2 separate regions of the Homo sapiens genome follow, and region 2 is linked to region 1. The links are chromatin contacts, found by Hi-C or POLR2A ChIA-PET in ENCODE. All regions are on one chromosome and are shown on one strand. The core of a region is the stretch at or near the end of the contact, and the rest is flanking DNA. Distances in the headings are between cores, read along the strand shown.

Region 1 (5,980 bases), core at 1,608-4,107:
CATTTGGAATAATTCCACTTTTAAAAAAGTTTTACTTTTAAAAAATTGTTTTACAGACAGGATCTCACTCTGTCACCCAGGCTGTTGTACAGTGATACCATCATAGCTCACTGTAACCTCGGCCTCGTGGGCTCAAGCAATCCTCCTGCCTCAGCATACCCAGTAGCTGGGACTACAGGGGCAGCTACCATGCCTGGCTAGTATTTTAATTTTCTGTAGAGACAGTCTTGCTATGTTTCTCAGGCTAGTCTTGAACTCCTGCCTTGGTCTCCCAAAGCGTTGGGATTACAGATGTGAGCTACTGAGTCTGGCCAAAAAAAAAATTTTAATTACATTTAAATTAGGACCAGGAACAGCGGCTCATTCTTGTGATCTCAACACTTTGGGAGGCCGAGGTGGGAGAATCACTTGAGGCTGGGAGTTCAAGACTAGTCTGGGCAACATAGCCAGACCCCCATCTGTATGAGGAAAAAAAAAAGGTACATTTAAACACACTTTAAACAGTAGAGAAACTAGTATCTCTGGTATTGCACATTTTTTGCAAGTTTCCTACTCATTGGCTAGCCAGCAAGATTCATCTGTTTCGTTACAAGGGAAAGAATGGAAAAGCCAACCTACTCAAGAACAGTTTAACAGAAACCAATCAGCTTAAGTAGAAAAAAAAAAATCCTATAGTCTTATTAATTAATTAATAAGTCTTACTTAATAGTTAATAGTTAATAATACTTAATAGTTAATAGCTAATACTTAATAGTTAATAAGTCTTAATTAATAGTCTTACTAAACCTTTGAACACATAATCTTGTTAATTCACAGAACCACCCCTAAGGCAGGTATGTTGCCACCAATTTACAGCTGAGAAGCTACTTGCTTGGCATCATACCACTAGTGAGTGCCAAGTCTGGACTGGCACTGAAACAAAGACCAATTATTTGAAATTAAAATGAACAGGATAAGTGTCACTTTTTTTTTTTTTTTTTTTTTTTTTGAGACGGAGTCTCGCTCTGTCACCCAGGCTGGATGCAGTGGCGCCATCTCGGCTCACTGCAAGCTCCGCCTCCCGGGTTCACGCCGTTCTCCTGCCTCAGCCTCTCCGAGTAGCTGGGACTACAGGCGCCCGCCACCACGCCGGGCTAATTTTTTTTTAATTTTAGTAGAGACGGGGTTTCACCGTGGTCTCGATCTCCTGACCTCGTGATCCACCCGCCTCGGCCTCCCAAAGTGCTGGGATTACAAGCGTGAGCCACCGCGCCCGGCCAAGTGTCACTTTTATTGTACCTAGAACCATGTTGATTTGGGGATCTAGACATCCCATATATCAATGATGTAATAATTTTTTTTAGTTTCTACATGACAAGAGAGAAATTACTGCTACTACGTCCGGCTGATTTTTGTGTTTCTAGTAGAGATGGGGTTTCGCCATGTTGGCCAGGCTGGTTTCAAACTTCTGACCTCAGGTGATCTGCCTGCCTCACCTTCCCAAAGTGCTGGGATTACAGGTGTGAGCCACCGCGCCTGGCCTGCTTATTTGTGTTACTACTACTTCATTCCCCATTCCCCTAAAATCTCATCCATTTTCAAGAATAGATGGATTTATAGAGGTTTATACAAATGGAAGAAATGTTTCTTTGTACAATTCTCATTACCCTTCATTATAACTCCTTGTTTTTGATCATTTGGGACAGAACCACATATTAGGAAATGGTATACAGTGATGCAGTTGATACCTTAACACCCATCAATCTCTTCAATATAATACAGATTATTTTCCATAAAATGAATTTCCTTATACTTGCTCAAAACTTATCTATTCTGGTTTGGTTTGGGGTTTTTGTTTGTTTGTTTGTCTGGTGGAGGAGGGAAGACAAGGTGGATCTCCCACAAATTTATGAGATCATCTTGAATACCTATGGATTGTTACATAAATTTAACCAAACACTCCATAAAGCTACACAGTACAGATGTATAGCCAGGTAAGTACCCAGGAGAAAGGAAAAGGGAGAGGAAAGGGAAAAATACCAGAGGTAGAGAAAAGAACTGCAAGACCCAAGGGTTAGGAATAAACTAGAACCTTACTCTAAGTGATTGGACAAGTTGAAAAATAACACCAAATCATTATCAGCTATTAAAAAAAAATGAGGGTTTGAGGTAAAGTGAAGTTCGATTTGTCAACAGGAAGCTGTGGGCTCTGCACCTCTATTTATATAAACATTTGCTTTTTCCATCTTGGGTTCTGCCCAGAATTTGTCGTCTGACTGCTGCTTCTGGGTCTGCTTGACTGGTTTTTAGAGAAAAAAAGAAAGAAAGAAAGAAAGAAAGAAAACAAAACTGTGGCCACCTGTTCCTCTCCTTACCGCAGTCTTAACAAGTCACTTTCCCTGATGTTTGGTTGGTGAAAATGCTCAAAGATACAAGGGCTTCCGTTTTTATCAGAGTATTGCTTTATTAAGTAAGGCCTCCCTGAGCTGACAAAGCTACAAGGACAGTCCTGCCTCTCCTCCACTGTGCTCCTGATGTCTTTCTGTTTTACCCTAAGTTTCCAGATCCCCCAGGACCCCTTCCCCACTTCTCAAATTCCCTTTGAATTTGGAATTTGACAGTTTCCATCTTTTAGCTTCCTGGCTCCCCAACCCTGGTGTCAGCCTGTTGTCACTCTCTCATCTGGCTATCCCCTGGTCTGGTGCCATCTTTGTTCCCACTTCTTTTAGGATTGTTTTCCTTCTTCATTGTGTTACAGCTGCTTCAGTACAAAAGGAAGAGGGATCTTAGAGGTTGTTTGTGCCTTCTCACCAGGTGTAAAGTGGTTAGTTAAACATCTAACTTTGGCCACAAGTACCCTGAAGCAGAGAAGGGAGGAGCTTGTGTCTAGCAACATATACTGCTGTATATGTCATCAAAGTAAGACTCAGAAATTGGGAAACCAGCTGCGGTTTGCACTCTCTGCCATGAGTCAAAACAATACTGAGTGTGCATAGAACTGTATTTAGTGAGTAGAAGACACACTCAAATTTCCAGAATGTGTTCATTTGAGGAGAAAGTAGAATTTTCTTGAATCGTAAGCATGGAATATGGAAAAAGCCTCAGAGTAGAATCAACTCAATTAGAGAAGGGAAAATAAAAGTGAATCTTTATGAATAGGTAGATGAGGCTGCTATCTATTCAGGATACCAGGAGGGCATTCAATATCTACTGATATTTTTACCAAATTCTTTAATTCTAACATTAAAGATCCATTATTTTGGTTTAAAAAATGGCTTTTCATTGAAAGCCATTGCTTAGCAAGGTTGTCATTTGGGCTCACCAGGAAAAAAAATATATTAACACCTTAATGAGTAAAAACTTTCTTCTGAATCTTCTTTTATTTTTTGAGACGGAATTTCACTGTTGTTGCCCAGGCTGGAGTGCAGTGGCATGATCTTGGCTCATTGCAACCTCCACCTCCCTGATTCAAGCGATTCTCTTGCCTCAGCCTCCCGAGTAGCTGGGATTACAGGCACCCGCCACCATGCCTGGGTAATTTTTTTGTATCTTTCTTAGAGACAGGGTTTTATCATGTTGGCCAGGCTGGTCTCAAACTCCTGACCTCAGGTGATCCGCCCACCTCAGCCTCCAAAAGTGCTGGGATTACAGGCGTGAGCCACCACGCCCGGCTGATACACATTTTTTAAAGTGGAATAAAAGTTCATAAATTCAGGCCTTTTTCGTAAACATAGAAGAGAAAAAGAACCAGAACAAAAGACATTTTATTTTGAGAAATAAATTGGAAAAAAATATTTTAAAATGTTTAATTTGCAATATACATAATACTGGAATTGAAATGCTGTCTGATGGAAATGTTGCAATGTGGAGTAGGAGGGTCAAGTTCGTGAAGATATTCTTAAAATTAATCTTGGAAACTCTGTGCCTATGAGGTTTCTCTAAAGTGGCTAAAATATGCATTTAATATGTTGTCTAAATGAGTACATTTAATTCTAGAGACTGTAAGGAGTAGAGATTATATGCTTTGGGGCTTTTTGTAGCATTTTTTTAAAATCAGTTGTACAGATCCCATTAAACGAAATTGTTTCTTAACAGCAAGAATCTGATCATTTAACTAGTTTTCTCAGCAATATAAAAGGAATACAACCTCCACTGTCATATATAACTTGTTGTCTCCTAGCTCCTATTTGAATTCCATTGGCTTTTATAGAAAGTTATTGAGTTAGTCAGACAGAAGGATTCATGATATATAATTTGTCATTTGTTATAATGGGATTTTCTTCTATTCCATTGTGGACTGCTACCCTCACCTAGGATAAAGCAGATATGGTTGCTATGAATTAGACTGTATCTAAGCTTCAAGAAATATGAATAATGCATTTAAATCCAGAGAATCATAGAATTAAAGGAAATCTTAGAACTAAGAATATATATAATATATATATATATTTCTTAAGATGGACTTTTGCTTTTGTCACCCAGGCTGGAGTGCAATGGCGCCATCTCGGCTCACTGCAACCTCTGCCTCCCAGGTTCAATTGATTCTCCTGCCTCAGCCTCCCGAGTAGCTGGGATTACAGGCACGTGCCACCACGCCCAGCTAATTTTTGTATTTTTAGTAGAGATGGGGTTTCACCATGTTGGCCAGGCTCGTCTCAAATTTCTGACCTCAAGTGATCCACCCGCCTCAGCTTCCCAAAGTGCTCAGATTACAGGCATGAGCCACTGCGCCCAGCAGTACTAAGATAAATTTAACCTTCTCATTTTAAAGATGAGGAAATTAAACCAGGACCTAATGAAGGAAAATGGCTTATCCAAGGCTACGTGGTTACTGCTAGAGCCAGGATAAGAATGTGGGTTGTCTGAATATTGTGTTTCTTTCACTCTTTCGTATTAACTATTAGGCAAACTTTCTGTCTGCCTATTAAAATTCAAGTCTGAATGCCCTTCTTAGGCCCCAATCAGGATATCCAAAAGCCACTTGCACAATAATTCGACCGTGCACTTGTTAAGTTGTGAAGATGAACGAAGTAGCAACTCAAGGAAACGTCAACCAATGGTATGATTTCACATTAAGTTGTCTAATTTGCTTTGTGGTGGTGGGTTCATCCCGGTACTACCCATAAACGAATCAGTAAATGAGACTTAGTTTCCAACCTTACTTCCCGACTAGACAACTGCATGAAAAATTGGATAGCGAATTATGAGTCCAAGTTCTATAGCTGGCATAGTCCTCATGCTTTAGCCCCAGCCTCTGAGCTTAGCAGAAGACATTTTGGGTCCTTATATATTGCTAGTAGGATTGTATAATTCTTGACTGTGTTGCAGAATCTTACAGGACTACAAAACTTACCATGATGTGTCTTATAAGGAAGACTTGCCAGGCAAATTTTCGGGCAAGCCAGCAAAATAGTTAAAGTAAGAGTAAAGAGGAACACGTGAATGATGGGGAGTTGGTCTAGGAAAATATTGTGAGGAAAATAAATGAAATTCTATGGTTAGCCCAAATAGACAAAGATAGCTTCTTCAACCCTAAGATCTATATCAGACAGATTCAATAGTAAAGATTATTAGCCTAAAGTTTAGTCTCCCTTGAAATTGTACATAGAATGTTTGTATATAAGCCATATAGTCATCATCTATTCACTGTGTCTATGATATTGAGAAGCAGCAAAATTATGCAATAATATAGACTTTGTATTTTAAGTGCTAGAAAATGAGATAAATGTTATCAGTTTGGGTGAAAAAGTAGAGAGTAGGGGTAAAAGCTGGACATTGCAAAAGGATTGGTTTAAGAAATACTGTCTAAGGGTTAGCTGTCAATGGTTGGAGAAGAAGGAGATCCTCCTTCCTCTCACCCATACATTTTTTCTTCTTTCCTCTTTTTCAATGATCACAGACCATTGGGTCTCTGCAAATCCACATTTTCACAGGGAGGAAGTCGGAAGTAATTGGAGCGACGGAGTCTCCTAGGGGGCAGACCAGCCATCTGACGGCAAAG
Region 2 (6,356 bases), core at 73-2,572, 960 kb after region 1:
AAAGTGTTCCCCTCTCTTGAGAGAGTGAAGTATGTTACTCATTAAGCCTACACTTTATATATATATATATAAAATATATAAAATATATGTATAAAAAGTATATATATATATATAAAATATATAAAATATATGTATAAAAAGTATATATATATATATATATATATATATTTTTTTTTTTTTTTTGAGATAGTCTTGCTGTGTCACCCAGGCTGGAGTACAGTGGCACAATTACAGCTCACTGCAGCCTTGATCTCTTGGGCTCAAGCAATCCTCTCACCTCAGCCTCCCGAGTAGCTAGGACCACAGGCACGTGCCCCACACTTGGCTATTTTTTTGTATTGTTTGTAGAGATGAGGTTTTGCCACATTGCCCAGGCTGGCCTTAAACTCCTGGACTCAAGCAAATCACCTTAGCCTACCAAAGTGTTGGGATTACAGGCATGAGCCACTGCAACTGGCCTACACGTTGTATTCTGAAAGGAATATTATGGATGAAAATGCACTGGGACTTAATCATAGTATTGATATTTTGTAGAGGAATTTGGAATAACGTAGGTTGTTATTACAGCAAGTTTGCAATGTGTCTTAAATATTCCTTAGTTCATACATGTAAAATATTTTTCCTTCCTTCCTTCCATCCTTCCTTCCTTCCTCCTTCTCTTTTTCTTTCTTTCCTTTCCTTTCTCTCTCTTTCTTTTTCTTTCTCTCCTTTCTTTCTTTCTTCTTTTCTTTCTCTTTCTTTCCTTTCTTTCTTTCTTTCTTCCTTTCTTTCTTTCTTTCTTTCTTTCTTTCTTTCTTTCTTTCTTTCTTTCTTTTCTTTCTTTCTTTCTTTCTTCCTTCTTTCCATCCCTGTAGAGCAGGGGTAACCAATAGGCAGTGTGCCCAGGGTAGCCTAAAGTGTTCAGAGTCTTTTAACCAAGGCTCAGTAAGACAAGTGATGTTTGCTTTTCATGCTAACTTGATTGAAAAAAATAAATGTATGAGGTTTAAATTTTTTTTCCCAAAGTTGTGATTATCTACAGGCAAGCCATGCAACACCCGTTAAACATTAATATAAAACTACTGCTCATCTTTAAAGCAATGATTTAAAGCCATAAATGTAACAGGAAGATCTAATTCTGGAAGACATACAAATGCCGAAAGGAAAATTAAAGCCACTTACCCCGAGGAAGAGATGAAGGTGAAGAACTTTCTGGGCCTGAGTCTGTGGGTAAGTTTAACTCAGCATATATTGCTTGTTGGTCCATGGCAGACAGAGGAAGGTGGCATTAAACTTGTGTGTAAGAACAAACTCTCAATTCTGTGAGGCAAAATCAGCAAAAGGAAGCTTTCTGCCTGCAGTACTTTGTTGTCTCTCTTTTGTCCCCACCCACATACACTTTTTGTTGGTGGTTATCTCCATAAATTACTGAGACAATCCACTGACTGCATGTTCATTATACCTAGCTATGTAATATCTACTTTCCTTAATTAACTGGCCTGTTGTTTGAGAAAATTCTGGGAGGCTCATTTGTTCTTGTTTTTCTAACCATCCCTTTTGTGTTCCTCTCTCAGGGCCAGGACCAGAGTGAAGCAAATGAGGCATAGCCTGGGGTTCCAATTTAAGGGGCCCCCAACAAAACTCACTAATTAACAGAAATAATATTTAGCACAATTTTGTAAAAGTAAAAATTAATGCAAAAAAGTCCATAATGCTATTCAAAGGCTCTAAAATCTTCCTGAAATATCTGTGCTCCAAAGAAAGTTGTGAAATGTGAAAAATGGAAACATAAATGTGAGAAAGCCCCCTGAATAACACAACAGAAAAAGCAATGTGCTAAAGATCAGTAGCCTACTGTTAGCTTAGCTCTAAAGGCACTCTTGGATATGATAGCATTTTCACATAAGTAAAAGTATTTGGAAACTGCCAGAATTGTAGGAAGTGGAGTATATGGAATTTTTTATCTCTTTGAAAGACTTTCTTTTTTTTTCAAGGTGATTATAGTATGTGTCTACTTTTTTTTTTTTACCTTTTTTTATTATTATTATACTTTAAGTTCACAATGTACAGGTTTGTTACATATGTATACATGTGCCATGTTGGTGTGCTGCACCCGTTAACTTGTCATTTACATTAGGTATATCTCCTAATGCTATCCCTCCCCCCTCCCCCCACCCCACGACAGGCCCCGGTGTGTGGTGTTCCCCTCCCTGTGTCCAAATATTCTCATTGTTCAATTCCAACCTATGAGTGAGAACATGCGGTGTTTGGTTTTCTGTCCTTGCAATAGTTTGCTCAGAATGATGGTTTCCAGCTTCATCCATGTCCCTACAAAGGACATGAACTCATCCTTTTTTATGGCTGCATACTATTCCATGGTGCATATGTGCCATATATTCTTAATCCAGTCTATCATTGATAGACATTTGGGATGGTTCACGAGTCTTTGCTATTGTGAATAGTGCCACAATAAACATATGTGTGCATGTGTCTTTATAGCAGCGTGATTTATAATCCTTTGGGTATATACCCAGTAATGAGATGGCTGGGTCAAATTCTAGTTCTAGTCCCTCGAGGAATCGCCACACTGTCTTCCACAATGGTTGAACTAGTTTAGAGTCCCACCAACAGTGTAAAAGTGTTCCTATTTCTCCACATCCTCTCCAGCACCTGTTTTTTCCTGACTTTTTAATGACTGTCATTCTAACTGGTGTGAGATGGTATCTCATTGTGGTTTAGATTTGCATTTCTCTGATGGCCAGTGATGATGAGCATTTTTTCATGTGTCTGTTGCCTGCATAAATGTTTTCTTTTGAGAAGTGTCTGTTCATATCCTTTGCCCATTTTTTGATGGGGTTGGTTGATTTTTTCTTGTAAATTTATGTAAGTTCTTTGTAGATTCTGGATATTAGCCGTTTGTCAGATGGGTAGATTGTAAAAATTTTCTCCCATTCTGTAGGTTGTCTGTTCACTCTGATGGTAGTTTCTTTTGCTGTGCAGAAGCTCTTTAATTTAGTTAGATCCCATTGGTCAATTTTGGCTTTTGTTGCCATTGTTATTGGTGTTTTAGTCATGAAGTCCTTCCCATGCCTGTTGCCTGAATGGTATTGCCTAGGTTTTCTTCTAGGGTTTTTATGGTTTTAGATCTAACATTTAAGTTTTTAATCCATCTTGAATTAATTTTTTATAAGGTGTAAGGAAGGGATCCAGTTTCAGCTTTCTATATATGGCTAGCCAGTTTTCCCAGCACCATTTATTAAATAGGGAATCCTTTCCCCATTTCTCGTTTTTGTCAGATTTGTCAAAGATCAGATGGTTGTAGATATGTGGTATTATTTCCGGGGGCTCTGTTCTGTTCCATTGGTCTATATCTCTGTTTTGGTACCAGTACCATGTTGTTTTGGTTGCTGTTGCCTTGGAGTATAGTTTGAAGTCAGGTAGCGTGATGCCTCCAGCTTTGTTCTTTTGACTTAGGTTTGTCTTGGCAATGTGGGACCTTTTTTGGTTCCATATGAACTTTAAAGTAGTTTTTTCCAATTCTGTGAAGAAAGTCATTGGTAGCTTGATGGGGATGGCATTGAATCTATAAATTACCTTGGGCAGTATGGCCATATTCACAATACTGATTCTTCCTATCCGTAAGCATAGAATGATCTTCCATTTATTTGTGTCCTCTTTTATTTCATTGAGCAGTGGTTTGTATTTCTCCTTGAAGAGGTCCTTCACCTCTTTCAAAGATTTTCAGGCATAGAACCTTAGAGCAAGACCTTAGGTGGATTGGGTTCCAAGATGGCCAAATAGGAACAGCTCCAGTCTATAGCTCCCAGCGTGAGCGACACAGAAGATTGGTGATTTCTGCATTTCCAACTGAGGTACTGGGTTCATCTCACTGGGGCTTGGCAGACAGTGGGGACAGCCCATGGTGCAGGGTGGGGCATTGCCTCACCAAGGAAGCGCAAGGGATTGGGGAATTCCCTTTCCTAGCCAAGGGAAGCTATGACAGACGGTACCTGGAAAATCAGGACACTCCCACCCTAATACTGCACTTTTCCAATGGTCTTAGCAAATGGCACACCAGGAGATTATATCCCATGCCTGGCTCGGAGGGTCCCATGCCCACAGAGCCTTGCTCACTGCTAGCACATCAGTCTGAGATCAAACTGCAAGGTGGCAGCGAGGCTACGGGAGGGGCATCCACCATTGCTGAGGCTTGAGCAGGTAAACAAAGCTGCCAGGAAGCTCAAACTGGGTGGAGCCCACTGCAGCTCAAGGAGGCCTGCCTGCCTCTGTCGACTCCACCTCTGAGGGCAGGGCATAGCTGAACAAAATGCAGAAGAAACTTCTGCAGACTTAAACATCCCTGTCTGACAGCGTGGGAGAGAGTAGTGGTTCTCTGAGCATGGAGTTTGAGATCTGAGAACAGACAGACTGCCTCCTCTAGTGGGTCCCTGAGCCCGAGTAGCCTAACTGGGAGACACCTCCCAGTAGGAGCTGACTGACACCTCATACAGCCAGGTGTCCCTCTGAGATGAAGCTTCCAGAGGAAGGATCAGGCAGCAACATTTGCCGTACTGCAATATTTGCTGTTCTGCAGTCTCCACTGGTGATACCCAGGCAAACAGGGACTGGAGTGCACCTCCAGCAGCCTCCAGCAGACCTGCAGCTGAGGGTCCTGACTGTAAGAAGGAAAACGAACAAACAGAAAGGACATCCAAACCAAAACACCATCTGTGTGTCACCATCATCAAAGACCAATGGTAGATAAAATCACAAAGATGGGGAGAAACCAGAGCAGAAAAGCCAAAAATTCTAAAAATCAGAGTGCCTCTTCTCCTCAAAAGGAATGCAGCTCCTCACCAGCAACAGAACAAAGCTGCATGGAGAATGACTTTGATGAGTTGAGAGAAGATGGCTTCAGGCGATTGGTAATAACAAACTTCTCCGAGCTAAAGGAGGAGTTCGAACCCATCGCAAAGAAGCTAAAAACCTTGAAAAAAGATTAGACAAATGGCTAACTAGAATAAACAGTGTAGAGAAGACCTTAAACGACCTGATGGAGCTGAAAACCATGGCACGAGAACTACATGATGCATGCACAAGATTCAGTAGCCAATTTGATCAAGTGGAAGAAAGGGTGTCAGGGATTGAAGATCAAATGAATGAAATGAAGCCAGAAGAGAAGTTTAGAGAAAAAAGAGTAAAAAGAAATGAATGAAGCCTCCAAGAAATGTGGGACTATGTGAAAAGACCAAATCTATGTCTGACTGGTGTACCTGAAAGTGATGGGAAGAATGGAACCAAGTTGGAAAACACTCTTCAGGATATTATCCAGAACTTCCCCAACATAGCAAGGCAGGCCAACATTCAAATTCAGGAAATACAGAGAATACCACAAAGATAATCGTCAAGAAGAGCAACTCTAAGACACATAATTTTCAGATTCATCAAAGTTGAAATGAAGGAAAAAATGTTAAGGGCAGCCAGAGAGAAAGGTCAGGTTACCCACAAAGGGAAGCCCATCAGACTAACAGCGGATCTCTCGGCAGAAACTCTACAAGCCAGAAGAGAGTGGGGGCCAATATTCAACATTCTTAAAGAAAAGAATTTCATATCAACCCTGAATTTCATATCCAGCCAAACTAAGCTTCATAAGTGAAGGAGAAATAAAATCCTTTACAGACAAACAAATGCTGAAAGATTTTGTCACCACCAGGCCTGCCTTACAAGAGCTCCTGAAGGAAGCCGTAAACATGGAAAGGAACAACCAGGACCAGCCACTGCAAAAACATGCCAAGTTGTAAAGACCGTTAATGCTAGGAAGAAACTGCATCAACTAATGAGCAAAATAACCAGCTAACATCATAATGACAGGATCAAATTCACACATAACAGTATTAACCTTAAATGTAAATGGGCTAAATGCTCCAATTAAAAGACACAGACTGGCAAATTGGATAAAGAGTCAAGACCCATCATTGTGCTGTGTTCAGGAGATCCATTTACCTGCAGAGACACACATAGGCTCAAAATAAAGGGATGGAGGAAGATCTACCAATCAAATGGAAAACAGAAAAAAGCAAGGGTTGCAATCCTAGTCTCTGATAAAACAGACTTTAAACCAACAAAGATCAAAAGAGACAAAGAAGGCCATTACATAATGGTAAAGCGATCAATTCAACAAGAAGAGCTAACTATCATAAATATATATGCACCCAAAAACAGGAGCACCCAGATTCATAAAGCAAGCCCTTAGAGACCTACAAAGAGACTTAGACTCCCACACAATAATAATGGGAGACTTTAACACCCCACTGTCAACATTAGACAGATCAATGAGACAGAAAGTTAACAAGGATATCCAGGAATTGAACTCAGCT

What was found. A loop is a pair of places that touch in the nucleus more often than their neighbours do. ChIA-PET counts read pairs that join two places held with the same protein, here RNA polymerase II (POLR2A). Pooled maps may share reads with other maps.
Region 2: a pooled map shows a loop between it and region 1 (4-fold over the local background). The contact joins the promoter of KLRB1 here to the enhancer-like site in region 1. A Hi-C loop is called at or near these places in 1 of 37 single-sample maps with no recorded cell type and 3 of 50 pooled maps. POLR2A ChIA-PET finds 5 or more read pairs at or near these places in 3 of 52 experiments (CD8-positive, alpha-beta memory T cell, activated T-cell and activated naive CD4-positive, alpha-beta T cell).

The regions. Positions count from the first base shown.
Region 1 is chr12:8,642,219-8,648,198 of GRCh38, forward strand. MFAP5 (microfibril associated protein 5) reads right to left here. Exons shown (of 10, transcript NM_003480.4): 10 at 3,725-5,980. The coding sequence ends at 5,873. Among named protein-coding and RNA genes, the nearest start is that of MFAP5, 18 kb to the right of the region's middle. RefSeq lists enhancers at 2,501-3,023, 2,665-2,724, 5,659-5,980. Within about 2 kb of position 2,858, at least 6 of the 41 ENCODE cell types and tissues checked have a DNase peak (open chromatin) inside an H3K27ac peak, as active enhancers do.
Region 2 is chr12:9,606,594-9,612,949 of GRCh38, forward strand. KLRB1 (killer cell lectin like receptor B1) reads right to left here and starts at 1,323. Exons shown (of 6, transcript NM_002258.3): 1 at 1,162-1,323. The coding sequence starts at 1,246.